Linked DNA regions of Mus musculus: regions 2, 3, 4, 5, 6 and 7 are each linked to region 1. A link is a loop called in an ENCODE intact Hi-C map of the cell type or tissue named here. Cell type or tissue: heart. All regions are shown on one strand. Region 1 holds the start of Ercc6l2 (excision repair cross-complementing rodent repair deficiency, complementation group 6 like 2). Region 2 has its middle 2.5 kb from the start of Zfp367. Region 3 holds the start of Fancc (Fanconi anemia, complementation group C). Region 4 overlaps Fancc (Fanconi anemia, complementation group C). Region 5 has its middle 25 kb from the start of Gm30709. Region 6 overlaps 1700024I08Rik (RIKEN cDNA 1700024I08 gene). Region 7 has its middle 7.0 kb from the start of Ptch1.

The links. Hi-C counts contacts between places; a loop is a spot of excess contacts. Peaks named below come from ENCODE experiments on the same cell type or tissue, not always from the same donor. Only the 100,000 strongest peaks of a DNase experiment are listed, where the experiment ranks them.
Region 2: it touches region 1 in a loop (2.4-fold over the local background); 4 of 42 quality-filtered maps call a loop at or near these places.
Region 3: a loop joins it to region 1, with 3 times the contacts of the local background. A loop is called at or near these places in 10 of 42 quality-filtered maps.
Region 4: it touches region 1 in a loop (2.1-fold over the local background); 10 of 42 quality-filtered maps call a loop at or near these places.
Region 5: a loop joins it to region 1, with 2.4 times the contacts of the local background. A loop is called at or near these places in 5 of 42 quality-filtered maps.
Region 6: it touches region 1 in a loop (2.3-fold over the local background); 5 of 42 quality-filtered maps call a loop at or near these places.
Region 7: it touches region 1 in a loop (5-fold over the local background); 20 of 42 quality-filtered maps call a loop at or near these places.

What each region holds. Positions count from the first base shown.
Region 1 is chr13:63,813,284-63,817,283 of GRCm38, forward strand. It overlaps Ercc6l2 (excision repair cross-complementing rodent repair deficiency, complementation group 6 like 2), which reads left to right and starts at 1,957. Exons shown (of 19, transcript NM_001013608.3): 1 at 1,957-2,234. The coding sequence starts at 2,192. In heart, a CTCF peak has its summit at 2,107; a DNase peak (open chromatin) is centred at 1,958; H3K4me3 peaks cover 2,142 bases; H3K27ac peaks cover 1,587 bases.
Region 2 is chr13:64,153,702-64,157,701 of GRCm38, forward strand. No RefSeq gene overlaps it. Among named protein-coding and RNA genes, the nearest start is that of Zfp367, 2.5 kb to the left of the region's middle. In heart, a CTCF peak has its summit at 1,758 (motif pointing right); a DNase peak (open chromatin) is centred at 330; H3K4me3 peaks cover 830 bases; H3K27ac peaks cover 2,264 bases.
Region 3 is chr13:63,430,488-63,434,487 of GRCm38, forward strand. Fancc (Fanconi anemia, complementation group C) reads right to left here and starts at 1,258. Exons shown (of 15, transcript NM_007985.3): 1 at 963-1,258. In heart, a CTCF peak has its summit at 2,498 (motif pointing left); a DNase peak (open chromatin) is centred at 1,234; H3K4me3 peaks cover 1,848 bases; H3K27ac peaks cover 1,950 bases.
Region 4 is chr13:63,423,178-63,427,177 of GRCm38, forward strand. The region is part of intron 1 of Fancc (Fanconi anemia, complementation group C); the gene reads right to left. Among named protein-coding and RNA genes, the nearest start is that of Fancc, 6.6 kb to the right of the region's middle. In heart, no CTCF peak of the experiment used is centred here; no DNase peak of the experiment used is centred here.
Region 5 is chr13:63,650,299-63,654,298 of GRCm38, forward strand. No RefSeq gene overlaps it. Among named protein-coding and RNA genes, the nearest start is that of Gm30709, 25 kb to the left of the region's middle. In heart, no CTCF peak of the experiment used is centred here; no DNase peak of the experiment used is centred here.
Region 6 is chr13:63,694,244-63,698,243 of GRCm38, forward strand. All of the region lies in intron 4 of 1700024I08Rik (RIKEN cDNA 1700024I08 gene), which reads right to left. Among named protein-coding and RNA genes, the nearest start is that of 1700024I08Rik, 38 kb to the right of the region's middle. In heart, a CTCF peak has its summit at 2,348 (motif pointing right); no DNase peak of the experiment used is centred here; H3K27ac peaks cover 13 bases.
Region 7 is chr13:63,570,703-63,574,702 of GRCm38, forward strand. It overlaps a transcript of Ptch1 not described here. Among named protein-coding and RNA genes, the nearest start is that of Ptch1, 7.0 kb to the left of the region's middle. In heart, a CTCF peak has its summit at 3,004; DNase peaks (open chromatin) are centred at 1,939, 2,009 and 2,899; H3K4me3 peaks cover 2,974 bases; H3K27ac peaks cover 1,845 bases; H3K27me3 peaks cover 2,913 bases.

The DNA of each region.
Region 1 (4,000 bases):
TTTTTGATAAATCCTTTTTTTTTTTTTGGCATTTTCGAGACAGGGTTTCTCTGTATAGCCCTGGCTGTTGTCCTGGAACTCAATTTGTAGATTAGGCTGGCCTCGAACTCAATAAATCCATTATTTTAAAGATTTATCACATAATATATATTTGCCTTTTATGTTGTGAACATAAGTAGAAACCAATTTTAATAAAGTATTGCAGGGTTAATTATATTAAAAGTCTCTTTGGCATCCAAGTAAAATTCTTTTGAAATGCTTATCATGACTGTTATTGGGTGCTAGATGTTGAGCCTAGGGTCTCATGCATATCAAACATGCTATACTACAGTTATATTTTTGTAGTCTAAATTGTCTTAATGTTTGCTGTGTTATCAATTGTCAGTGGTTTTGCATGCAATATAGTCAATCCAACAACACTTATACTGACTTCAGAAATATATCACAATTTCACCTTGAAGTAACTGGCATCCTAGTGTTGGAGGTTTACAACATCAGCATCCACACAAGAGGATGACAGGCAACCGACAAGAACAAAAGCTACCCTAAGGGCAGGATGCTTAACCTTTAAGACATGTTCATGTTATGACTGTTCCCATTTCATTAAACAGGACAATCATGGCAATGCAGTTACATAAGAGACACTCAAAGGTGAGGAGTCGTCTTGTTAGCTAGAAGGATATTCCTTTAACAAGGTGATTTCTTTCATTTCAATGTTTATTTTGGATTTATCAAATCACTTGTAGTTTCAGTAAGGCCTTACATCTTAAACCAACAGGCAAAGGCCAGCCTGGTCTACAGAATGAGTTCTAGGATAGCTAGGGCTACGCAGTGAGAAGGCCTGTCTCAAAATCCCTGCCTCCCCCCAAAATTTATTTAACTCTTTATTTTTTGCAGTTACTCCCCTTTATTCAGGCTGTTGTTACTAGCTAAATCAATATTCCTAAATGTTTCTCTTTATAAAGCTTTTCCTATTGCTTTGCAAACAAGTGACACTCTTAATATAGCACTCCTTTGAAAATAGTCTACTAGTCTTAGTAGTATCTGCAAAGAATGGAGATCTCTTTGTTGAATAGGCATATAGTATATACAAATAAGATCCTCCAGTAGGCAGGATAATGATCCCCAAGAGGAATTTGTGTCTCTAAATCCAGGAACCCATACATGTTATCTTACATGTCAAGGGGCCTTTTCTGATGTAGTTATGAGTGTACACCTGAAAATAAGATTATTCTGGTGAGCTCAAAACAAACAAACAAACAAACAAACAAACCCCCCCAAAACCCAAACCCATTGTGGAAGGCTCAGGAAATGCACTATCCTTGGCTTTGAAGAAAGAGGTCAAGCCAAGGAGTGGAGATTCTTCCACTTTCTAGGAAGGAATGCAATTTCTCTGACTTCTGGATTTTTAGCTCTACGAGACCCGTACACAGGCACAGTGGCCTAAAAAAAAAAAAAATCACAAGAATTCGACATGAAGAATACATTTGGCTTCACGAGCTTGTTCAGGAGATGTTGGGACAGGCAAAATCCATTCAGCTCGTGCGCAGAACGCTGTGCTGGAGGCAGCAGGCTGCGTGGTGTGTGCTTCTCTCTCAGGGCGAGGCACAGTCGCTGCTCTTCTCAGATGGCGAAGAAAACCGAACCCCAGGGGTTGCCTTGTTTGTGCACGAGTGAGTTACGATAAAGTAGGCAAACCCAAGAAAACGCCCTCTTAAGGCTCGCCTCCTGAAGCTCCTAGACGACAAGGCCACCACAGTGTCAATGGTCTGTGCAGGGCTCACACTGTCTTTTTCCGCCCTGGGAGGATGTCACACACCTCAGGTCGTGGACTCCCTCAGCGAAGAGGGTCGAGGTCGCCGACTAATGCCAAATCTCGCGATATTTGGGACGTTCGCGAACTGCGCGAGGCTGACCTCGTCTGGAAGGGAAGCCGCTTCCGCCCGCTGAAAGGCTAGTCCATCTTCTCGCGATATCTGGAGGGAGGCGAGCGATGGAGCGCAGAGGCGCTCGTTCTCGCGGGATTTACGGGCTCTGGCGAGCGTTGGCTGGTCGCTGAGGTGACGCCGCCGCGTCAGGCCCCACATAGCGCCCCCCGCTCCGGGCGGGCGATGCCCGGCAGCCGGCCCACGTGCCGTGCTCTCCTCGCCGCCGAGAGCGGCGGGGCTGCCGGGTGCCTGCCCCTAGCCCGATGGACATCTCCGCCCCGCAGTCCCGCGCAGACTCCCGCAAAGGTATGAGCTCCGAGCTCGCGCCTCTGCGCAGGCACACGTCTTCAGGGCACTTCCGGAAGCGGCTCCCGCGTGCTTCCTGTGATTGACAGCTGCGGGTTTCGAACTCTTGCCCCGCGGGAAGTCCTCGGCTTTGCGACTCAGCCGCCTGGACGAAAGAATTTAGTGCTGTCCCTCACAGTTACTCGCCGAGCAGTGGGAACAGACTCCTCATCTGTAAAACGAGGACTATTGCTTCTTGTGACTATTAGATGAGATGAGATGCAAGTGACTCCACTTTTGACCCTTGGCGTTCAGTAAATGTCATTTTTGTCTTTGTATATGCCAGTTATTAGTCAATAGCAGGGATCTGTTAGGTAGATGATCAAAGGCCTATTTATTTAGTTTAGTTCACTTACATGGCGTATTGAAGCAGAATTTTGCCTCTAGTAGATCACCAAGAGCTTTTGAAAGTGCAGTTATCTCACAAGCCATCAGGGATGCAGACTTGCCCTCTAGCTTTTATTAATAAAATTGATTGATATAACAGATTACAAACTTTGTGTATATGTGTGCATCAGGCATGTGAAAGTCAGAGGATAGCTTGGGTGAGTCAGTTCTCCTTATGAATTCAGAGGCTGGAATCCAGGTCAGCAGTATTAGCAGCAAGTTGGCTTACAGATGGAGTCAACCTTCAAGCCCTGACAGAACAGATTTACAACTGAGTGTTCTGTGCCCAGGAATCATTGGGTAAATCTTGCTCTTCCTTTGAGGAAGATATCTCATGAAAGTAAGCAGGTGCTCAATGCTAATTTCAGGGTAAGCAACAAACCTTGAACTCGTAGGACTAAAAATTGGTCATGTCATAATTAAGGGCCCACAAATAGAAATGCCTTTATGAATCTGACTGCTAAAGGCAAATGGTGGATCTTCTAAGTGACAGTGATGGGACTGCTATGTTTGTTCCTTGATGCTATTAGAAGATTTAGTCACTTTTGGTATTTTAGGGGGAAAATTGCTGATGGGAAGAACAGATCACTCAAGAGTGTCCAAGAAGGAAGTATGTTTCCTATGTTGGAAGCAAACAAAAAAGGCACTTTGGAATTGAGAGAGGCATCCCAATCATTAGGAGCAATACCCCCAGTCCTACCTTTCAGAGAAAAGTCCTCCCTTGATCAGCAGTTCCAATCTCTGTAGTAACAGAATCATTATTCCTGACTCCAACTTTATCTATTTGGTTCTAGAAATAACCCAAACTCAGGTACAAAGGTGCCCATAAAAGATGTCCTGGTGTTTTCCACATACATACAGGTCTACCTGAAAATTTTTTCTGAAATGTGTCTCCCAATACTTCTTTTCCATAGCACTCTGTTCTCTTCTTCCAAAGCACCTTTTGCCATTATGTTTATGTCTATGAGTTTTTTAGGGGCTATCTCACTAGATCAATAATTTGTTTTCACTTAAAAATTCAGCTTATAGCCGGGCGTGGTGGCACACGACTTTAATCTCATTACTCGGAAGGCAGAGGCAGGCGGATTTCTGAGTTCGAGGCCAGCCTGGTCTACAGGGTGAGTTCAGGACAGCCAGGGCTACACTGAGAAACACTGTCTCAAAAAAACAAAACAAAACAAACAAAAAAAAATCAGCTTATGCTTGTTAACTGTCTTTTGTGTGTTAGTCTAAGATTTTTTCTTAACTAGAAGAGCTATTGTTTCAATATGTATTATTCCAATAGATAAAGAATCAGACATTTAGAATAGTTTAAGTATATTTAAACTACTGATATACAG
Region 2 (4,000 bases), 340 kb after region 1:
CCCGTCCCACCCCACCCCACCCACGGCTGCTCAAGGCGCCAGCAAAGCACCACTTCTTTTTGGGCGTTGGGGGGTTGTTGTTGGTTTTGTTTTGTTTTTCGAGACAGGGTTTCTCTGCATAGCCCTAGCTGCCCTGGAACTCACTTTGTAGACCAAGCTGGCCTCGAACTCAGAAATCCACCTGCCTTTGCCTCCCAAGTGCTGGGATTAAAGGCATGAGCCACCACCGCCCGGCTTGTTTTTGTTTTGAGACAGGGTCTCTATAGAGTCCTGGCTGCCCTGTAACTCCCTATGTAGGGACCAGGAGGGCCTCGAAGTCAGAGATCCCATTCGCCCCCCCCCCTCCATACACACACACACCCAGTACTGGGACTAAAGACGTGAGTCACCACTCCTGCCTAAGGGCATGGGTTCTTAATGTGAGTCCCGTGACCAGCCCTGCTACGGTTCCCGGACTATTGGTTCTTGCTGCCAGGCTCGGGACCGCGGTGGGACGCATGAGCAACCATTCGCACAGTAGTCAGCTCCCGGTCGTACTTGCTTGCAGTGTTTCCCAGGCAGTCTGATGGTGGTAGCAGTTCAAAGATTTTTTAAAAATCTCTTTAGAGGCTAAAGGATAGAACTGGCAACTGGAGCTCATTTGCTTGCTGCGTTTCCCAGGCAGCCTGTTCCTAGTAGAGACTCCATAAAGATTTTTATATCTGAATGAGTATCCAGTGGTTAAGCGATAGAACCGGTAACTAAACTCCATCAAATACAAAGCTATGCCTAAATTAATTTAGGCACCAGAGTGTTGTTTTAGAGAAAACTGCCTAAATTAACAAATCAAAGCAGCCAATAGTGTGACCTTATTTTTAGCCACATCTTTATTTTGGGTAAATAAACTATACCTAGCAAGATACCGAAGTCAAATTTGACTTTATGGAGAGAAAGTAACTTGTGAACTGAAGTGAAATGTTTCAAGAAGATACATTGAGTAATTTGTATCTTTGAAGTGGGACAAGTAAAAGTATCTTTAAAAAAAAAAAAAAAAAAAAAGAACAAAGCAGCCAGAGAAATGGCTCCATGGTTAAGAGGACTTGCTGCTCCTCCAGGAGACTTGGGTTCCAAGCTCCCAGTGGTGGCAGTATGTGACTTCAGTCCCAGGTGATCTGCTTCCCTCTTGTAGCTTCCTCTGACAATGCATGCACATGATACACATTCAAGGAAGCCAAACACTCATATACATTTAACATTTTAAATTGGATTTCTTTTCTGGAGGCTGGCTGGGTACCACAGCTTGTATCTACTGTATGGGGGGGTGGGGGGCGGGACGGGAAATACAGTCTGATTTTAATAGTCAATCTGGAAACGGAAAGTTCAGCTTTTGTTTCCCACAATGGGATAATATTGTAAACGACAACAGAAACCTTACTACATTGTTTCAAATCCACTAAAATACTTTGTTTCATAGTTGATAGTGAAAGTTTAAAAAATAAAAAAAAAAGATATAGCTATCAGGAACACTTGAATGAAGGGCTGGGCAAGAGGCCCACAGGTTAAACACTGGCCAATAATTACTATTCAACACTAACCTGCTCAAGTGCAAGATGAATCACCCAGAAAGCAGAACACTGACAAGGTTTCTAAAAATTACCCTTGATGAAGGGTAACCTGGCAACTCCACTTGCTTCCAGCCACAAGAGAATGAAAAACATGCCAGGAATGTGGTGAGTTTGATTCTGGGAGAACTGAAGTCACTCTGAGCTGCTTCTTGCTCCACTTTGATGCCACCAGGGGGCTATATGCAATGTGTGCGTATATTCCTGATGTCTATGTTCTGTCCTAGATATAATTAACAGCCTAAGGATGTACACTAACTCTGAAGACACTAAAACCCGTCACAGACGAGCAGTGGTCTCCTGCTGAGACTAAAAAGACAGGGTGCTAGTGCATGCCTTTACTCCCAGCAGGTGTCAAAGGCAGGCGGACCTCAGAGTTTGAGGCCACCCAGGGCTACAGCTACACAGAGAAACAGTCTCCAAAAGCTAAAACTCAGCAAGCAAAAAACCAGCTATACTATTTCAGTGTTCAAAATGTAGTCCCTTGGGGGTGTGGCTTATTGGTACACCTAGGCATGTGTTGTAAGGCTTTGGGCTCAATCCTCAGCATGAAAAAAAGCTACGGAAAAAAAGCTTGATAAAAGTCTGTCAAATCTTTTACAATGTATCCTAAAGCCTTAAAAAGAAAGTAAAAGGGGGCTTTCAACTTGAACATGTAGAACTTGAATAGAGTCAAGAAGCATGACTATTGCTATCAAAGCAAAATTTTTTATCCTGTGTGAGACACAAAACAATTTAAAAAGTATAGAGAGGGCTGGAGAGATGACTCAGTGGTTAAGAGCACTGACTGTTCTTCCAGAGGTCCTGAGTTCAATTCCCAGCAAGTACATGGTGGCTCACAACCATCTGTAATGGAATCCCTCTTCTGGTGTGTCTGAAGACAGCTACAGTGTACTCATATACCTAAAATAAATAAATATATCTTTAAAATATATAGAGAGATTTAGTGTCACATCTAAAAATGTACATGAAGCAGCTTTGAAAATGGAAGCTGAAGGGCTGGAGAAATTGCTCAGCAACATTTGCTGCTCTTGCAAAGGGCTTTGGTTTGATTCCCAGCATGCATGTCTGGTAGCTCATAACTGCCTGAAACTCCAGTTTCAGAGAAACTGACATCCTCCTCTGAACTCTGGGACACCAGCATATACACATAAATATATACAACTTACATTCATTGAGTTCCCAGTATACAAACATCCCTCTTGTTTTCATTAATCCCGAGCAATTTTATCTGATCCTTAACAGATTCTAATAAAATCCCTGGATTAAAGAACCTATTTTAAAGTAATTTTCTAATTTACAACAAATATTAACCTTCTGCTTTGAAACACTACACAGTTCTTGTAATCAACAGTTCATGTTGGTGATATTAAGAGGCATCATTTAATAAAGGCTAACAAAGTACTATCTGTGAGGTGTCTAGAAAATGGAACATGGAAATTAAGAAGAATGAGGCACATGATGCTTTATATACTTATACCTACAGAAATGAAATAACTACCTTATGTCTAGACAGACTATTACCAACATTAGCCAAGAATCTATGAAGAACAACTCACAAGCCCTGATTTTATAGCCTGGTCTAATATAACTAAAGAAGCATCCAGCAAAAGAGTTACAGGCTAACTTTGTTACTTTGTTTTCTGGGATGATCTGAGAGGTCACAGTTTCAAAGCAAAGGACAGAGAAAGGACAAGTGGAAGAAAGGAGAGAATAGAACCAATGCTATCTGTCTTAATTAGCTTTAACTATCAACTTGACACAGCCTAGATGCACATGAGAAGGGAGTCTCAATTGAGAGTGTCCAGACCAGTTTGCCTGAGGCAATTCTGTGGTAGATTGTCTGTTAACAGATCAGAAGCACAATTCCCTGGGGGAGGTGTTCCTGGATTGTATAAGAAGGTTAGCAAAATATCAGTCTATGAGTAAGCCAGCAAGCACCATTCCTCCATGGATCCTTCCTTCAGGTTCTTGCTTTGAATTCATGCCCAGGTTCTCTCAATGATAAACTATGACCTGGGAGTATAAGATGATAGAAACCTTTTTCTCCCCTAAGTTGTTTGTTTTGTTTTTCGAGACAGGGTTTCTCTGTATAGCTCTGGCTGTCCTGGAACTCACTTTGTAGACCAGGCTGGCCTCAAACTCAGAAATCCACCTGCCTCTGCCTCCTGAGTGCTGGGATTAAAGGTGTGTGCCACCACGCCTGGCTCCCCTAAATTGTTTTTTGATCAGAGTGTTTTAGCACAATAACAGGGAGGAATCTTGACTATTGTTCATATCACAACATTATAGTAAAAGGCAAGCTCCTTTGATCAAGAAGTGACTTTTTAAAGATGTGTATGTACATTGATGTTTTGCCTGCATGTATGACTGTGTGAAGATGCCAGATTCTCTGGAAC
Region 3 (4,000 bases), 380 kb before region 1:
GGAGGGAAAGATGGGGCACTCCTGACACCACCTCTGGCCTCTACATACACACACATAACCGCCAGTTGTTCAATTGTGAGCGTTAAATCTGCCATTTGGAAGCACCCTAAAGGCGAGGGCCATCCACAAATAGGTATCTCACGTCGGTCACACCCGCTTAGATTAATTTAATGAGGGATGGGATTTTTCGAATCATCTCATACTAGAGGAAAAGTCCAGGCACACAGAGGTCTTCAATATCATTGGCCTGTTCCAAGATTTTCATCCAGCACCCCCTCCAAGCCCAAGCACCTAAAAACTGTTCCAGTAAGGCAGCAAGACAGCAAGACACAAGCATTAAACACTCTCAGGCCTTGAATGGGCCTCTGGGCCTGTCACTCAAGCAGCTGTGGGAGGGCGATCTTGAGACCCTGAGCAGAGCTGCTCTAATGGATGGCGAGCAATAAGCTTCACCTTTGCCCCAGTCCTTCCAAAAGTACCTGCGGCTACGTTGAAACCAGAGGGAGAGGATTTGCTTAAAACAATAAAAATAAAAATAAATGGGGACGAAGGGTAAAGGACAGATGCCTCTCTACCATCGCCGCGAGCCAAGCTCACCAAGCTTCACCTTGGGCCTTAGACCCCACCCCTCACTGTCGGTCCCGCCCCGCCGGGCTCATCTGCGATGGCGCAGCCCCCCTCCGGCTCCTCTCCCTTGTGGAGCGGCCCCTCTAAGTCGTGCGGGCTCCCGCCGAGATCAGTTTCCGTGTGGTCACGCCCACCGCGTCTGTCGGCCACTGCCAAGCTGGGTTCAACTCCCCGATTAGCCACGCCCCTCACCGTCGGCCTCACCTCCCACCTGGCTCTAGCCCCGCCTCCCGCCAGGCCCCGCCTCCTGCCGGGCTATATCTTCCCCCCCCCCCAACCCCCCACATCCCGCCCCGCCCTCCCGCGGCTCGCACCCGCCCACCGTAGCTTCTCACCGTCCTGCCTCAGCTCCACCGCGCCGCGGGAGCGCGGCTCGCCCACGTTGAGACTCGGGCGCACGTTCTCGCGAGTCTTCTCTGCCCTAGCAGGAAACGGCGGTCTTCCCGGGTGGTCCTCACCCAGAGCTGCCTCAGCAGACTGGGCCGCGGCGGAAAAGAAGCCACCGCCCGGCTTCTGCGGCTTGAAAACTTGGCACAGCCTCACGGAACTTTTTTTGTTTTGACGTGTTTGGAATTTTCCCGCGGCCGCAAGGGAGTGGGGCTGCGCGCGCGCTCGCACGCACGCGCAGTGCACTCTGGGGCCCAGCGCGCTCCCGCGGCATGATGGGAAGATCTGAATCTCTCCTGGAGGAAGTGGGCGACTACGGGCTATAGCTAACTCGCGGCGCCGAGTGAGGGCTTTAGAGAAGAGAGAGCCCTGGAATGTGGTTCTTGAGAGACGGGAGTTGCCAGATAGGTCAAACTCCACATAGGGTTCAAGCCTGCTGGGCCCAACCACAAACGAGTTTTGTCTGTGGTTAGTGATCGCTCCAATCCCTAGTCAGGCCCATGTACTGCTTAGTTCAGGTTCAAATCGGTTCAAAGTTGCATTTACGCCACATAAGTGGAAACTTCTTGTCAAGTGAGACATGGCTTATCTTTTATTCTTGAATTTTTAACATTACATTTGTGTGCATGCCAGGTGAACCTAGAGGTCAGTTTGTGGGAATCAGTTCTCTCACTAATGCAGGTACCCAGTCTTCAACTTGGTGGTAGGAGCTTTTACCTGATGAGCGAGCCATCTTGCCAGCCCTTTCTTAAAGATTTTCAAATTTAGATCTGCATGGTTATTTACAGATGTTTGAATTGGGGAAGAGTCAGGATAACCTTAAACTTTTAGATTTTTTTGGTTTGTTTGTTTGTTTCGAGACAGGGTTTCTCTGTATAGCCCTGGCTGTCCTGGAACTCACTTTGTAGACCAGGCTGGCCTCCAACTCAGAAATCTGCCTGCCTCTGCCTCTGCCTCTGCCTCCCGAGTGCTGGGATTAAAGGCGTGTGCCACCACGCCCGGCTTAAATTTTTTTTTTTAATTAGTGCCTAAGAACCATTCGTTGTAATAAGACCACAACTTAGTGCCTTAAAAATAACATGTAGGGAGGAATATATGCCTGTAATAAATAGCTCTTATTTAAATACTCTGTTGCAGGATATTTGATCATACTGTGAATCCCGAGGTTGTATACTAGAAAAAACTATCTCTACACGTGTGGCTTAGCCCTAGCACACTCCTTTAATCCACGATCTTTCTGTTTATTGTAAATTGAATTTGAAAGAGAAGAATAAAGACTAGCCGAAAGACATTGGGTTGTAGAAAAACAACTGCTGAATTAGATTACCTGTATGCTTTAATTAAGGGAGCGGTGTAACAGATAGCTTAGCCATTAAGAGCACTGGCTGCTCTTCCAGAGAACCTGAGTTTGAGTCACAGCATCCACATGGCAGCTCACAATTATTAGTAACCCCTGTCCAAGGGATCTGATGCCCTCTTCTGGCCTCCTTCGGCACCACACTGCACAAACATTAATAAGTCATAATATCCACACACACAAAATAACAACATCAAAATTTAAAGGGAGACCCCAGGGGAACCTGATCCCAAAGTAACATGCCCTGCTTTATGGGATCAAGTGGCATCAAGCCTTTTAATATGTCATTTTAGTCAAAAAAAAATAGCACGTTTAGTGAGACAAGTGTGAATGACACCTTAGCCCTGAAAAAGCCATATAGTGACAAATTTTAAGATTTTTGTTTGTTAGTCTTTGTATTTACCAGCAAAAACAATGTGGAACTAGGTTTGTTTCTTGTCTTTTAGAGTGAAAGTAACCATTTTGGTACTCATATTTGTGTATACACACACACACACACACACACACACATATATATATATATATATGAAAAAAAGCTACCTGGAGTCAGACAACTCTTTGTGTCTCTGGGTGTTAGGAGTCTGGCCAGTCCTACTTTGTAAGTTAGCTGTCCAATGAAAGCCAGCCATAGGGAAAGCACCATGACTCTCCTCACAAGAACCTGTTTTAGGAGAAGTTTAGAAAACCCTTCCTACTTTGGAGGAAGGAAAGCTCAACCTTCTAGCTTTGTTTTAGTACCTAGATGCCAGTAATCACACAAGCTACCTGCTTTGGCTAAACAGGAAAGAAAAATAAGTTTTTATTTTGTCAAAATGAACATTATTTTAAGCCCCTGTGACTTGTCACAGGACTAAGATGAAGCACTGTAATAAAGTCAGATTTCCGTAATTAATGAAGATTCTTGTCCTTTGCCTTAAGCTTGGTCTAGAGAAAGGAACCATCCTCGGGCTAATGTATAGTTGCTTTTCCTGCAGAGACCATCAGTGAGTACATGGTTGTTACATGAGAATAGCCAAGAACAGCAAATGACATTTTAAAATTGGTGGGGCTATTGGGGCCTGAAATTATAAAGACAGGTAACCTATCTCCTTACTAAAAACATGTGAAGGCTGAAGATCAGAGGAACAACCCTAGCCTTGTGGAATCTCTAACAAGATTCCAGAAAACAAAAATCTGTGGTTTTCCCCCATTGAGCAATGAATGACATGTATACTCTTTTAGGAGAATGTGCAACCAATTTTAGCCCAGTTTTATTTAGGTCAGTAAACGCATGCATTCTTATTTAGAGCGTACATCCCAATCCTGGTGTGTTGTAACTAATTTAGCACGTTTTTATTGCCTGCAGAAAGTAATAAGTTACAGTTTCAAATGAGCACATGGCTTAAAAATAGTTTTCCTCATAAGTATTTAATAATGATTCACTTAGCATGAAATTAATATTAAAGAATTTCTAAGAATAAGCACTTAAAAATTCCAGTTGAAAAAGGAAGAAATTATTCACATTTGTGACTTGATTAATCCTGGCAACCATTAAGTCAGAAAAAAAAAGTGAATTCCATCCTATTCCTGTGTCAGTTTCAGATTGACCCTTAAATCACTGAATGTTTTCCCAAAACGAACTTAACTGCA
Region 4 (4,000 bases), 390 kb before region 1:
CCACCCAACCAGTGGCACAGGTTCCTTCCAGTCTGGGCCGGTGCCCTGAGCAGACCTTGAGCTCTAACTCTGCAGCCAGTCCCACAACACTCAGAGTAAGCTCCACTCCCAGGTGCTCTAACACACCCAGGATCACAGGTGTACAGGATCCCAGGAGCTTGGTCACACCAGGTTCTCAGGGGCCCAGAGGCAGCTTGACTCCAAGGAACTCTGACACACCCACGATCTCTGGATCACAGGATCCCAGAATCACAGGATCACAGAGACAGCTGAACTCTGAGAGTTCTGACACAACCAGGATCACAGGAAGGACAGGCTCCAGTCAGATATATCGAGGATAGGTAGCACTAGAGATAATTAGATGGCGAGAGGCAAGCGTAGAACATAAGCAACAGAAACCAGGGTTACTTGGCATCATCAGAATCCAATTTGCCCACCATAGCAAGTCCTGGATACCCCAGCACACCGGAAAAGCAAGATTCGGATCTAAAATCACTTCTCATGATGGTGATAGAGGACTTTAAGAAGGACATAAATAACTCCCTTAAAGAACTACAGAAGAACACGGGTAAACAGCTAGACGTCCTTAAAGAGGAAACACAAAAATCCCTTAAAGAATTACAGGAAAACACAATCAAACAGGTGAAGGAAATGAATAAAACCATCCAAGATCTAAAAATGAAAATAGAAACAATAAAGAAATCTCAAAAGGAGACAACCCTGGAGTTAGAAAACCTAGGAAAAGATTAAGAGTCATCGATGCAAGTGAAAGACTCCAAGAGGAGCCCCTCGCTCAGGCCTCAGGACAATAGCGGACACCCAAGAACTCACGACAGACCGAGCTTGTTGCAAACCACATGAGGCTTTATTCAGGGAAAGCCAGAGCTCTGGGGACGACTCATATCCCACGCATGGGGTAGAGGAGTCGACCTCGTGGGGAAAGAGGTCCCAGTTTTTATAGGCCCTCAGAGGGGAAAGGAGAAGGGGGAGAGTAGGGGATTTCCAGATCTAAACAATGACTATTCTCAAGAAATGGGTATGGGAGGGGTACAAGGAAAGAGTCTAATGAAGGTGCAGCAATGGGCACACACCTGGTCAGACATTGGCAGACACACAGGTTCAAGGAGTGGCCAGAGCATTGTGCACCTCTATTTTTCTAAATCAGTGAAGCTAGTTCTGCTAACACTGACGTCTATCTTGCCAATTTCAGGGCTTCTGTGTCCTTTTACATTCTGCCAGGATCTTTCGCAAGCATCACCAAAAGAATACAAGAGATAGAAGAGAGAATGAATCTCAGGTGCAGAACATACCATAGAAAACATTGGCACAACAGTTAAAGAAATGCAAAAAGCAAAAAGCTCCTAAACCCAAAACATCCAGGAAATCAAGAACACAATGAGAAGACCAAATCTAAGGATAATAGGTATAGAAGAGAGCAAAGATTTTCAAATCAAAGGGCCAGTAAATATCTTCAACAAAATTATAGAAGAAAACTTTCCTAACCTAAAGGAAGAGACTCCAATGAACATATAAGAAGCCTACAGAACTCCAAATGGACTGGACCAGAAACAAAATTCCTCCCGTCACATAATAGTCAAAACACCAAATGCACTAAACAAAGAATATTAAAAGCAGTAAGGGGAAAAGGTCAAATAACATATAAAGGCATATCTATCAGAATTACACCAGACTTCTCAACAGAGACTATGAAAGCCAGAAGATCCTGGGCAGATGTCACACAGATCCTAAGAGAACACAAATGCCAGTCCAGGCTACTATACCCAGCAAAACTCTCAATTACCACAGATGGAGAAAACAAGATATTCCATGACAAAACTAAATTTACACAATATCTTTCCATAAATCCAGCCCTGAAAGGATAATAGATGGTGGCGCACGCCTTTAATCCCAGCACTTGGGAGGCAGAGGTAGGCGAATTTCTGAGTTCTAGGCCAGCCTGGTCTACAGAGTGAGTTCAGGACAGCCAGGGATATACAGAGAAACTTTGTCTCGGAAAAAAAAAAGGATAATAGATGGAAAACACCAACACAAGGAGGGAAACTACACCCTGGAAAAAGCATGAAAGTAATCTTCAACAAACCCAAAAGAAAATAGCCACACAAATATAATTCCATCTCTAACAACAAAAAATAACAGGAAGTAACAATCACTTTTCCTTAATATCTCTTAACATCAATGGATTCAATTCCCCCCAAAAGACATAGACTAAAGACTGGATATGTAAACAGGACCCAGCATTTTGCTGCACACAGGAAACTACTCAGTGACCAAGGCAGACACTACCTCAGAGTAAAAGGTTGGAAAACAATTTTCCAAGCAAATGGTCCCAAGAAAGAAGCTGGAGTAAACATTTTAATATTGAATAAAATCAACTCTCAACCAAAAGTTATCAAAAAAGATAAGGAAGGACACTTCACACTGGTCAAAGGAAAAAATCTACCAAGATGAACTCTCAATTCTGAACACCTATGCTCCAAATGCAAAGCCAACCATATTCATAAAAGAGACTTTACTAAAGCTCAAAGCACACATTGTATCTCATACAATAATAATGGGAGACATCAACACCCCACTCTCATCAATGGACAGATCATGGAAACAGAAACTAAACACAGACACAGTGAAACTAACAGAAGTTATGAACCAAATGGACCTAACAGATATTTACAGAACATTTCATCCTAAATCAAAAGAATATACCTTCTTCTCAGCACCTCACGGTACCTTCTCTAAAACTGACCATATAATTCATCACAAAACAGGCCTCAACAGATACAAGAAAACTGAAATAATCCCATGCACCCTATCAGATCACCATGGACTAAGGCTGGTCTTAAAACCAACAAAAACAACAGAAAGCATACATACACATGGAAGCTGAACAACTCTCTACTTAATGATAACTTAGTCAAGGAAGAAATAAAGAAAAAATGTAAAGGCTTTTTAGAATTTAATGAAAATGAAGACACATCATACCAAAATTTACGGGACACAATGAAATTAGTGGTAAGAGGGAAAACTCATAGCTCTGAGTGCCTCCAAAAAGAAACTAGAGAGAGCTTACACTAGCAGCTTGACAGCACACCTGAAAGCTCTAGAACAAAAAGAAGCAAATACACCCAAGAGGAGTAGACCAGGAAATAATCAAACCAAATAGAAACAAAAAGAACTATACAAAGAATCAACCAAACCAGGAGCTGGTTCTTTGAGGAAATTAAAAAGATAGATAAACCTTTAGCCAGACTAACCAGAGGGCACAAAGACAGTATCCAAATTAACAAAATCAGAAATAAAAAGGGAGACATAACAACAAAGTATATCTTTTGTTTGTTTTTTGTTTTTCAAGACAGGGTTTCTCTGTATAGCCCTGGCTGTCCTGGAACTCACTTTGTAGACCATGCTGGCCTCGAACTCAGAAATCCGCCTGCCTTTGCCTCCCGAGTGCTGGGATTAAAGGCGTGCACCACCACACCCGGCTAACAAAGTATATCTTAAAATAACTATTCTGTTTGTTGAATATCAACAGTTGAAAATATTAAAATCATGTTCCACAAACATCATGGAAATAATATTGATAATTTTTTCACTGTGCTTGAAATTAACATTTTCTTAATGTTTAACTTCAAAGAGTTTTTGCTATTTTGATTTTTTTAAGATTTATTTATTTTATGTATATGAGTACACTGTTGTCTTCAGACACACCAGAAGAGGGCATCAGATTCCATTACAGATGGTTGTGAGCCACCATGTGGTTGCTGGAAATTGAACTCATGACCCGTGGAAGAGCAGCCAGTGCTCATAACTGCTGAGCCATCTGTCCAGTCCCAGCTTATTTTGAAATTTTAAAAATATACTTACTGATAAAATAATTTCTCTCCATAATCTTTTTTTTTTTTTTTTGGTTTTTCCAAGACAGGGTTTCTCTGTATAACCCTGGCTGTCCTGGAACTCACTCTGTAGACCAGGCTGGCTTTGAACT
Region 5 (4,000 bases), 160 kb before region 1:
CTGTGATAGCTGGAAAGGCCATCCAGTGTCCCATGGGTCCCATCAGCCTCACATTTGTATGGGAGCTGTTGCTTGTGTTTTTTATATTTCTAGGCTCAGGAAGGTTCTGCCTGTATTGCCTGTCTCTGCTAGGTATAGGGTGGCCATCGTGTCCACCTGGCTTCTACCTTCCAGAAAGTGATGGATGAATCCCCACTTCCAACTTCTGAGGGTTTATGACTTTAATCCTTTTCCTTTGCTGCTGTTTTGTAGGATTTTAAGAAGCAATGGAGATAGATGTTTGTGATTAATCTGCCATCGGTGAGTTCTAACGGCCCCTGAATCAAATTAAATTGTCATCTTTAAGGTCCATGATAATTTCCTTTTCATGCCTGGGTTCTGCCACAAGCACACAGCACAGATGGACCAGGCATGGGGCTTAAACAACAGCAGCTATTCTTCATGGTTCTAAGGCGGCTGGCAAGTTCAAGGTCAAGTAGTTGATTCTGCTCCTGGGTGAGGGCTCGTACCTTGGCTTGCTTATGGCTGTCTGCTTGGTGTGGGGGAGTGGAGGGAGACAGGGGAGACAGAGACACAACTTTTCTGATATAACTCTCCCTTTTTAAATTTTTAGTTGTACTTTATTTTAGTGACGGGGTCTCTAGCAGCCCCGCTTCCCTCAGACTTGCTATGTAGTTGAAGATGGCCTTGAACTCCTGATCTTTTTTGTTGCCACATCTCAAGTGCTGGGATTTTAGGTATGTGTCACCATGCCTGGCGGTGGTGTCTCTTCCTTAAAGCCACTACTCTCAGGACACCATGAACTTAAAGTTTCTCTCCTGTTTCTCATGGTAAAACTTGCCCGTTGCCTAGTGTGAAAGGAATTCACACAGAAACAGGTTTACGCTTATTTGGGAAAAAAGAAGAATTCTAAATAATGCTGAAACCAAAACAATACAAAAAGCAAAGTCACCTGGCTCAGGACTGTCAAGGTTGATGTAGCATTGGTATGAGGTCATATGTGTCCATAGTCCAGGATGGACTGTCCAGATCTGAAGCCACATATGTATCATGAGGTAAATGCATATAAGAGAGTCAAAGCAATGTAACAGGAAAAGGAAAATCTCTTCTGTGGAGGTGCAGGGCCGGTGGGCCAGTCACACATTCACAATCCATGTGTGAGGATAAAGTTTCAACTCTACTTCATACTGTACACGAAACAATTCAAATCAGTGTGATATGCATAATAATAAAAACCTATCAGAAGGACACCTGGGGAACATGTCCCTGAGCTTTGGGAAGGCAGGAATGTGTTGGAGAGGGTACAGGAAAAAAAAAAAAATCATTAAATGGTGTGTGTAAGCTAGAAACCATGAAAGTTTCAGTCTTGGGCCTTAAAAAAAATCAAGAAAAATAAAAAAACAAGCTATACACTGAGAGAAAATACAGCAACATTTATTTCTGATACAGTTCTTACATAAAGAACTTTTATAAATCAATGAATAATGTAGGTGCTTCCAACTGAACATAGATCCTCTGAAATGGCAGCCAGTGGTTTTAACCATTGAGCCATCTTTCTAGACCTGAAGACTGACTTTTTAAGGGCTTCATTTAAGGTGGGTGTTCTTTGGGGGGGAGGGGAGGAGGATGTAGATCAGTTAGTGAAGTGCTTGCCTAGCAAGCACAAGGACTTAGGTTTGATTCCCAGCAGTGTATAACCTGTTCATGGTAATATATGCCTGTAATTCTAGCAGAAGGACTACCAGGATATTCAAGATCATCCTTGGCTACATAAAGAGTTCAAGGACAGTCTGAGCTACATGATATCCTACCTCAAAAACAGACTGACTGACTGACTGACTGACTGACTGACAGACAGACAGACAGACAGACAAATAAAAATGAAAAAGAAGCTTGTGGCTAGAACTTCACTACTCTCTCTTCTCTGACTTCCATGGTGCTGTGCTTGCCACGTAGAATCGTCCACTTGAAGGATCCCTCGCTGCCTCCATGGACAGGCCGATAGCTGCTCCTAGAGGAGCTGATTCTTCTAGAAGCTGGAAGCTTTTAGAGATACTGAACATCTGCGGTCGCTTTCACAAAGTGCTTTACAAAGGCAGATGGAGGCCCAGGTTGTAGGAGCTGCAAGCTTGTCTGGTCTGCAGTCAGCACCCCTGCAGGGCGGGCCTTGTTAGTTGACCTAAGAGATTTCATTTCAATGTGCTGAAGATGGATTTTCATCTTGGCTTTTGTGGAGGCTAAGAAAGATTCATTGCAAATTTCTGTTTGCTTGTCTGGCTTTCGTGGGATAGCGAGTGTTTCCCTTGTTTTAGGTTATCTTTGGCTTCAGGGCAAGAAAAATAGTCAACCTTGTCTTGAAAGTTTTAGCCTATACTATATGGCCCTTTTAAAAAATATTTGGTTATCCAGCAAGATATTTCTTGTGTTTCTGTGTCTAGAATTTCTCTGTGGTTTGGCAGCACCAAAGTTTTTCATGGCTGCCAGTCATATCTTAATTGGATCACCTTGTGGAAACTTGGGAGAGATTTTTCTAGAATTTGTTTCCAATTCCCAATGCCAATACAGCATTGATTATCCCAGGTGAGACAAGATAAGGCAATCTTTCATTTCTCCACCTTTTCTGCATGTCCCCTAGTAGGGGAGGGCTCCCCTTTTTCTGTAAAGAGCATCTCTTTGCCAACTCTTACCCTGGAAAGGAGAGGAATCTTGGCACACGTTGGCAAGGAAATTCAAAGAAAGGAGGAGCCCTGAACCCTGCTCATTCCCAGCACACGGTAAGGTTTTTTTTTCTTCTTAGATTGTGCTTATTTCAACTCACCTTGTAGCATAAGCTACAAATATTCTCATCATCTATTTTCAAAATGATAAACTCCTTGATTGCAGGAAAAACAGCTTTAAAAATATATTTATTTATTGTCATTATGAGTGTGAGGCACATGCCAAGGCACTTGTGTGGAGGACAACTTCATGGTTTCACTTCTTACCTTCCATCTTTTTTTTTTTAAAGATGTATAATTCTCTTTTATTTATGTCTGTGGGTATGCCACATGTGGGCAGTGCTCATAGAGACCAGAAAAGGGTGTTGGATCCCCAGGAACTGGGGTTACAGATGACCATGAGCACCGTGTGGGTGCTGGGAATGGAACCCAGGTCTTGCAAGAGCAGCACGTGCTCCTAACCCCTGACCCATCTCTCTAGGCCAGGAAAATACACATTGGTATAAATGGCAAAGACACAGGCACGAATAAGCAAACAAACAAACAAACCAAAACACCTGGAAGGGAGCGTGCCAAATTAGTAAACCCAGCAGCACAGCAATCCAGGAGATCAGATTAAGATATAATTTAAACTTTTAGTTTATGATTTCATTAATATTCAAATTATCTGCAACAACCATACCTTACTCTTTATTTTTAAGTATTTTATTTTTATTTAAAAATGTATTAACTCTGAAAGACTATTACCCTTGTGTTTTACGCTAAGGCATTGTTATACTGCTGTTTATGAGTGCCAGCCACCATTTCTATTTACTCTGATTGTACATAGCTCTGGGAAATGTTACCCTCAGAAGCTAAAGGATGCTCAGGAGAGGGCATCTGGTCCAATGGACACACCAATGCTTAGGGTGAAGCCACTTAGCCTTTATGGTCCCTGATCCTGCTGGACTCAGGATTCTTAGCACTGTGGCATCTGTCAGTTTCCTATTGTCTTCTTTGCCCTTGAAATCAGCCCCAACTATATTTCCTGCTGAAGTATTTAGTCCTTTGTAATTCATCAATGCCTACACTCTTGGTGTGTGTGTTTAACTGTGTACACCTGTGTGAGTGGGTGTGTTGCATGTGTGGAGGTCAAAGGTTACTTTGGTGTCTTTGAGACAGGCTCTCTTATTGGAACTCTCCGTTTTGGTTAGACTGGCTGATCAGTAACGCCCAAGATCCACTTGTTTCCACATCTCCAAGTTTGGGATCATGATGTACAGCATCATACCTGGCTTATTGTA
Region 6 (4,000 bases), 120 kb before region 1:
ACACACACACTGGTAGGTTCTCAACTGCCTGCAACTTTAGCTCCAGGGGATTTTTTTCTGGCCTTTGCAGGTACTTGCACACACACACACACACACACACACACACACACACACACACACACACAAATGTAAAAGTAAGGGTATAAAATGAAGTAAATCTGGAACTATGGAAGAAAGCAGAATCTAATGACAATATCTGCAAGAGGTTCAAAGCCAAAGGGAAAGATGGGAAGAAAGCCAGGTGGTCCCTGGTGTGTTTGGATCACATGTTAAGTGTTTGGTCACAACTCTGGAGCACTGTTTGGAGGCAGCACAACATTCAGAAGGCAGAGCCTAGTGGGAGGAAATCAACTCCCTGGGGATGTGCCCCTGAAGGAGATGTAGGGACCCTAGCCCTTTTTTCTCTCTCCTTTACTTCCTGGCCAACAAGAAGTGAGAGAACCTTCTACTGCACGATGAACTGTGCCACCATAGGCCAAGCGGCAGACTCAGTGGATTTGAAATATTACCAGACTCTGATACATGGTTGTGAGTGGTGCCAGAGAAGCAAGAGCCTAAAAATGAAAATGGAACATGTAGATAAGTCACCGGCATTCCTGGTGCAGTTGAGTGAGGCAGAGTTTGCAGGGAATGTTGCCTGGGTACCCTGGTGCTCTTGCCTTGGGAAGGTAGAAAAGTTGGTATTAGTTTGTGGGTTCTTGGCTCTCTGAAACTACCACCTTTGCGAGTTCACAGTGCCCTGGTATAGGGGTGGAGTAGTCTACTATCAATGACATTTGCCCTACTCTCCTAAGTGTGTCCATGTTAGAATTAGCTGTAAGAGCTGGGTATTGGCATGACTGTAGCCTTCCATGATCTGAAAGGCAGGTGCTTTGTGCCTGGGGGTGGGGGTGGGGTTGGGGTGGGGTAGGGGCGTTTGTTTTGTTTGTCTGTTTCTGTGAGAGGACTGCTGTGTTCTGTCCAGTTCACATAAGCTCACATTTGAGATGGAGTGTCAGGGAAGATGGGGGTCTCTACTCAGTAGCTAAGGGTACCCTAAACTTCCAATCATTCTGTCTCTACCTCTTAGGTGCTGGGATCCTAGATATGCGCCACCATGCCCAGTTTGTGTAGCACTGGGAATTGAATTTAGGACCTTATGCATGCTAGACAAGCACCTTTCCAAGGGAGTTAGATTTCCAGCCCTCTGTTTGGCTCTCTATTTTCAAGCCCCAGCTTCCAAACCATGCAAAATTCTCATCTCATTCTCTCTCTTTTCTCTTAATTTTCCTCTTCTTTTATTCCTTATCTCCACCCCTTATTGTATTAATCCATAACACTTAATTATTATATTAATTGATTTTGTATTAATTTTTATTATACTTTATTAATTTTTATTAGTTTTTATTAGATTTTGTATTACTCTTTTGCATTAATTTATAGAGTACAGAATGGCAGCTGAATCACTGGCTATGATCAAGGTTGGTAAGAGTGAGAGGCAACTCCAGCTTCAGCAGATACTTTCAAAGAGCAACAGAGTGCCAAGAAACGACATTTGGAGGTTGAGACAGGAGGATGAAGAGTATGAGGCTAACTGGGCTATATAGCAACATCTTATCTCACCATTATCACTACCACCTCAGCAGCAACAACAACAAGAAGAACAAAACCCAACCAACCAAGCAAACAACAGAAAACCAAAACCAAAACACTATCGCATCTCTAAAGCAACAGCCTGAGAACGAAGAACCAGAGGATGTGGACACTTCTCTGAGGACAATGGCTGAAGTGAAATGCTTCCCAGAGCTGAGGATCTACATGTGTGTGTGAGGGTGTGTGCCTCTGTGTAAGTGTGTGTGCAGATGCACCATGAGACCAACTTGAGAGATCCACAAAGCACCTTAATTTCACAAACTCCAAGAAGTCCTACAACAAGGGCAATGCTTATAGAATTCTTTCCCTTGTAGAGTACCATCTGAGCTTTTCTATTTCCTCACAAAACTCAAACCACAGTATAAATTGGAACACTGATTTTCCTCTAAAGAAACAACTTAAAACAACAGTCTTCATACCAAGGGATCATCCAAGAGGTGGACTATGAAGGGCAACTTGACAGTATGACTAATAGGTCATCTTGGATGTGTCTCTGAGAGATGCCAAGTAAGCTGTGTGTGGAATAGCTCCATTCGGGAATGTTGTCTTTGAATCCTAACAGCATCTCCAGAGAAAGATGAGTACTACGAGTCTAATCTCCCAAGCACTTGGGACCTGTATGGATTCAACTGACCAAAGGATGGGGAGTTGTTGGTTGGTTTAGTGTGGGGATCAGACTTTGTTGTCCCTCTATGGAGTTTGGTGCTGTTTTGCTTTCCCACTAGGGGTCACTAGAGAGAGACAGGAGACAGGTTCAGAATATATTGCATAATCCTAGAAGTGTTGGCCACGTCTTTGGACAACATGCCAGGCAGAGCTTATAAAACACCACACACACACACACACACACACACACACACACACAGAGAGAGAGAGAGAGAGAGAGAGAGAGAGAGAGAGAAAGAGAGAGAGAGAGATAAAGAGAGAGAGAGAGAGATAAAGAGAGAGAGAGAGATAAAGAGAGAGAGAGAGAGATAAAGAGAGAGAGAGAGAGAGAGAGAGAGTGTCAGAGGTATCTGTGCTGACTATGACCCAGTGGATTGGAATAGGCCTGAGAGTCTGTCTACATCTCCCAGGTGCTGTCAACACCGTTGTGTCAGGGATTCGAGGGTAAAGTGCTAGAGGATCAGCTCTCTTTAAAGAGTTTAAGATCTCAAGATAGAGAATTGCCAAAGTCCAGCTCTCTTGCAGCAGCCCAGATTGGCTCCTCTATTTTCCCTTCTCATCTCCCCCCTCCCTCTTCTCCTCCCCCCCCTCCCTCTTCTTCTTCCCCCTCCCTTTTCTCCTCCCCCCCTCCCTCTTCTCCTCCCCCCTCCTCCCTCTTCTCCTCTCCCTCCTCCCTCTTCTCCTCCCCCCTCCTCCCTCTTCTCCTCCCCCTCCTCCCCCCTCCTCCCTCTTCTCCTCCCCCCCTCCTCCCTCTTCTCCCTACTCCTTTGCTCCCTTTGCTCAATTCTTCTCAAATTTCTCCTTTTTTTTCCTATCAGTTGGACCTCACATTTTTTAAAGCTTAAATTTAATTGTAAGAATTTCATTACACAAATACTATATTTACATCATTCCCTTCCTTTCCTCTGCATTCTGGCTCTTCCTGTGCCCCCTATTCCCTCTCAAATTCATGATGTCGTCTTTCTGTTATTATTACTCCCTTGTGTATATATAAATGTATAAATAAATAAGTGTGTAAATAACTTGCGGAGTCCTTTTACAGTTGCACATGTGTACCTGTATTTAGGACCGACTCCTTGGGATTGGATGACCTCCAATCAGGGAGCTCAGTCCGGAGAAGACTTTTCTTTAGCAGCTTCTCATCTATGGGCGGGGCCCTGTGAGATTCTGAAAATTTGCTTCAGAATTGGGTGCATTGGTCTAGCAACGCACCCTAAATGTTATCTCACTTAGCATGTCCTATACCAGAGGAGTTAATAGCTATGCAATAGTCCTGTGTTAGATAGTTTTAGGTCAACTGGACACAAGCCAAAGTCATCTGAGAGGAAGAAACATCAATTAAGAAAATGCCTCCATAAGATCAGGCTGTAGGCAAGCCTGTGGGGCATTTCTTAATTAGTGATTAATGGGGGAGAGCCTAGCCCATTGTGGGTGGGGCCACCCTTGGGTTGGTGTCTTTGGTGCTATAAGAAAGCAGACTGAGCAAGCTACTATGAACAAGCCAGTAAGCAGCACCCCTCCATGACCTCCGTCTGCGTCTGCCTCCAGGTTCTTGGCCTATTTGAGTTCCTGTCCTGACTTCCTTTGATGATGATGAGTGATGCAGGAGTATAGACTGAATAAACCCTTTCCCCCCACGTTTCATTGGTCATGGTGGTCCATCACAGCAATAGTAACCCTGACTAAGACAAGTCCACATCAG
Region 7 (4,000 bases), 240 kb before region 1:
CTTACAGTGAGCTGGGGGTGGGGAGGGCAGCCAAGAGGAGGTGCCCTGCAGAAGGTCCCAGAAATGCCTGAGTCAATCTCTGCAGGTTTAAATTCTTGAAGAATTAGCTTTTTGCAGTACCAAAAGCTACTGATATTCTTTTGCTAAGAATGTCATCAAACTGCAGAGCCCTCAATGAACTTGTCAGAAAGATCAATATGGACCCCTATACCCAGTCCCCGCCCCTCTTCTCTAAATATCTCCTTCGCTACATTGTCCCACTCTTAATGGATAGAGATGTGTTCTTGAGACACTCAGATCCCAGGCATTTTTCCCTTCCATACCTCTCTGTGTCTATTATATCTGTACCCTGCTCTGACTCTGGCAAAAAACAAAAACAACAACAACAAAAAAACCCCACACACAGTGCATTTCAATGTTCCCTGTCTTTCCCTGTCTTTGGTCCTGGGTGAAAAAGAATCTGAGCAACATGATCCCTTTGACCCACTGCTGGAGCAAATTTATTAGAGATATAGGCATGAGAAATGAAAGGGAAGTAAAACAATTCCAGCTCATTGTGTGTCTTTCTTTCATACTCCTAATCCGGTTTACACATCACGCCTACACATCTCAATGGGGCATTATACACTGTGGCAAAGGCTGTAGAAAATAAAAGGTATGTGTATGGGGCGGAGGCAGAACAGGGAAGGTGGGCATTTTAATCCATATTTATCTTACAAATTCCTTATCTGTAGACAATCCAAAGCAATCTGTTAAACAGTCTCTTTTCACAAAACAGTTCCAAATGGTGCTAACTCCTGTTCAAACAGCTTGTCAGATTATGACAAAAATCTATAACCAGAAATTAAATACACTTTGCACAATGAGTTTAAAAATAAGGCCAATGCTCAAAATGAGAATTGGTGTATTAAGATGGCAAAGTCTATTGGTGTCACCTTAGTTCAACATTTTAATTTTAAAAGACCATGGATTCAAAGGCATTTTATTGCCTGGTAGAAGGACTCTGGGTGACAACTGGAACACACACATTCACAATGGAAGGGCCCTTGTTTTACAACACAGGACACAATGCACCTGAGGCAACAATGTATTCTGAAGAACCACCCAGAAATAATAAGTTACAGTAACAAAGGATGACACCAAAAAGCATTGTCTTGCTCTGTGGAGGCAACTAATTGCATGTTGAAGTACTGGAGCCAAGAAGAAGAAGAAAAAAAATCTGAACACACACAGAAGGATGAAAAATGACTATTGTAGTACAAGACCTCAGTGGTCCAATTATTAACTATTTAGAGGCACCCACAAGACCTCAGTAGTCCAATTATTAACTATTTAGAGGCACCCAGTAAGGGTCGTCATTATTTCTGCCTAGTGCCAAGAGAGGAAGGATAAAAAGGAAAGATCGTCTCACCCTGGTCTAAGACAACTCGAGTCTCTGGTGTCATTCCCCGACAAAACTCCTTGTGGTGGTTCTTATGTGACAAATACATCAGAAACACATTAGGCATTTTAAACGTGGACTTCCATACATGAAGACAGACATACCACGTGTCACCGAAAGCAGTATTTGGGAACAGGGGGGTCCCTGAGTTGGGACCAACTCATTCCATGAGGGTCTGGGTCAGTGAGACCCACTTCGAGGTTCCCCTGAGGCCGCACACAGCGCTCTGGGCATTGCTCCACCCGCCCACCTCTTTAATGGGTGGCAGGCACCAGAGTGCCCGATTCCGTAGGCGCAAGAGTCAGCACACACCCCTCTCCTCTACCCAAGCCGGGCGGTGAACTCAAAGCGCCCTTGGCCTCTTTTCTCCCTACCAACCGCAGCAGGGAGGAGTCCGCGCCTTTGAGAAGGCGCATCTCTCCAATCTAGGTGTTGCGTTCAGCCAGGTGTCTGCGCATGCCGCTGCCAGCTCTGTGTGTGGGTGCGTGGGTCCCCTCCAGCTGGCGTCCCCTGCGCCCAGAAAAGCGTCTGCGGCGCGCGCGCGTACCCTTGAGCAGCCCCTGCCCTCCCCCCGGCGCTGTCATTCTCGCCACTAGCCTTTCCATCAACCGCGCTGCCTGTGCCCGCCAGGCAGTAGCCACCACCCGGCTCAAAGAGCGGAAGCCAAGGTGGCGACCCTTTCAAGCGTGCAAATGGAATCCCAGGCGACCCCCTCCGTGGGAAATCCCCCCCGGAGCTGTTCCCCCAGCGCGCCGCAGCCGGCTTTCCTCCCTGCCGAGTCGGCTTGGGGGCAGGGGTCCCGGCGTGCGAGCTACAAGCGAGCGTGTTATCACGGCCCCCTATTCTGCACCCCGGAGCCGCATCCACCCCGCCGCCCGCCCTTCTCACCAGCCCGGGTGTTGGGTCGGGGCTAGGCGAGGGGCGTCCCCGGAGACACGGCGCACTCACCATAGCCGGCCTCAGCCCCTGGCCGGAGCGCAGCTGCCGATGGCGCGGACGCTGACCGTGAGGTTCACATCAATTCCTTTTATTAATTTCCCGGGGCCCCCCTTGGCTGGTGCTGCGTGGCTCTCTCTTCTCCCTGTCTCTCTTCTTCTCCCCCAGGCCCTGTCGCCGCGGGTCTCTTTGTCTGCCCTGTCGCCTTCTCTTTTCCCCCCCCCCCCGTCTTCGTCTTCGTCTTCTCCTCCTCCTCCGTCTTTACAAAAGGAACGGAAAGTGTAAAAACCCCGGCGCGCGGGGCCGCCGCAGGCTTTCGGCGGAGTGCGGCGCGGACTCACAATTACAAGCCTGTTTCTATTAAGCAGGTCCATGGCCCTCGGCGTGGGTGGTCTGCCGCGCCATAGGCAGGACCTGTCAGGGTCACGTGACGGATCCGAAAACTTTACCCCTTTACAATAAACCCAAGGAAGGCAAAGTAAACTGGAGGAACGTGCTATCAGCGCAGCCCTCCTGGGTAAACAGGCTGCCCTCCCAGCCGTCCTGGGAGGCGCCCGGCCTGGCGAGCCCTAGCGAGCTCTGGCCGCCCCCTGAGCGCCCCCCGCGGCTGCAGTGCGGGGGGTCCCTGGGGCCCTCTCGGTCGCCAGCAGGCGCTCCCCTCTCAGAGTAGCTGCCTTCCTTTTGGCGGTGGTTCCAGAATCCTGGTTTGGGGAGGAGGATGTGCTGAGCGAGCGAGGAAGTGCATTTTAGCATCTTCCACAGCTTCAAAGGAGGTGGGGGCGCCCCTAGGGCTTCCAAAAGACAGCACCTTACTCTTCCCCAGCTCACATTGCCAGAAGAGGCTATCAGTGGTCCAGCTAATAAACTCCAGGCCCACAGCAGGGTCGTGGGCTTATCATCATAGAGGGTTCCTTGGATAGACCTATTTGAGTACTGGGTTTGGGAGTGGGGATTTTGTTGTTTTGTTGTTGTTGTTGTTTTGTTGTTATTGTTGTTGTTGTCTGTCCAGGGAAGCCACTACTTCTGAAGACACGAAGGCGGGGCTCCTTGGAATCCAAACTGGGAAACTGGCTGAGGGATCATAATTGATATTTGCTTCCTTTCCCCTCCAATTACTGTGGTTTTTGGGGGATACCACCCAAATGATCCCACCCACGCTGCCTTCCTGTACCAGGCAACCTCCGGTGATTGGTTTGGGATGGAGGTGCTGGTGGGTCGTGCTGGGCCTCTCCCCTTGAATTACAAGGGCCGGTTCAGGTTAGAGCAGCATGTATCTATTAAACTACTCAGTACACTGTGTTTCACACACAGCTGGAAGATAGCGTTTGTAAAGATGAACTATAGATGGGAAGGCAAGGAGATCAAGGGAAGGTAAGGGGTCAAGGTGACAACTTATCAAGAATTCACTAGCTGGTCTTCCAGCAGAGCCACCTGGCCAACCTTTGTATGTTAGTTAGGCAAACCTCCACCATTTAGCCACACCCCAGCCCCCAAAACCAGCCTGTGGGCTCTTCATTCGAGCTGACTGATTAGATGTGTGTGGGGACATGCCCAAGCCCACAAATTATTAAATAATAATAATCCTGGGAGTTACCATTTATCCCTCCCCACGAGATGATATTT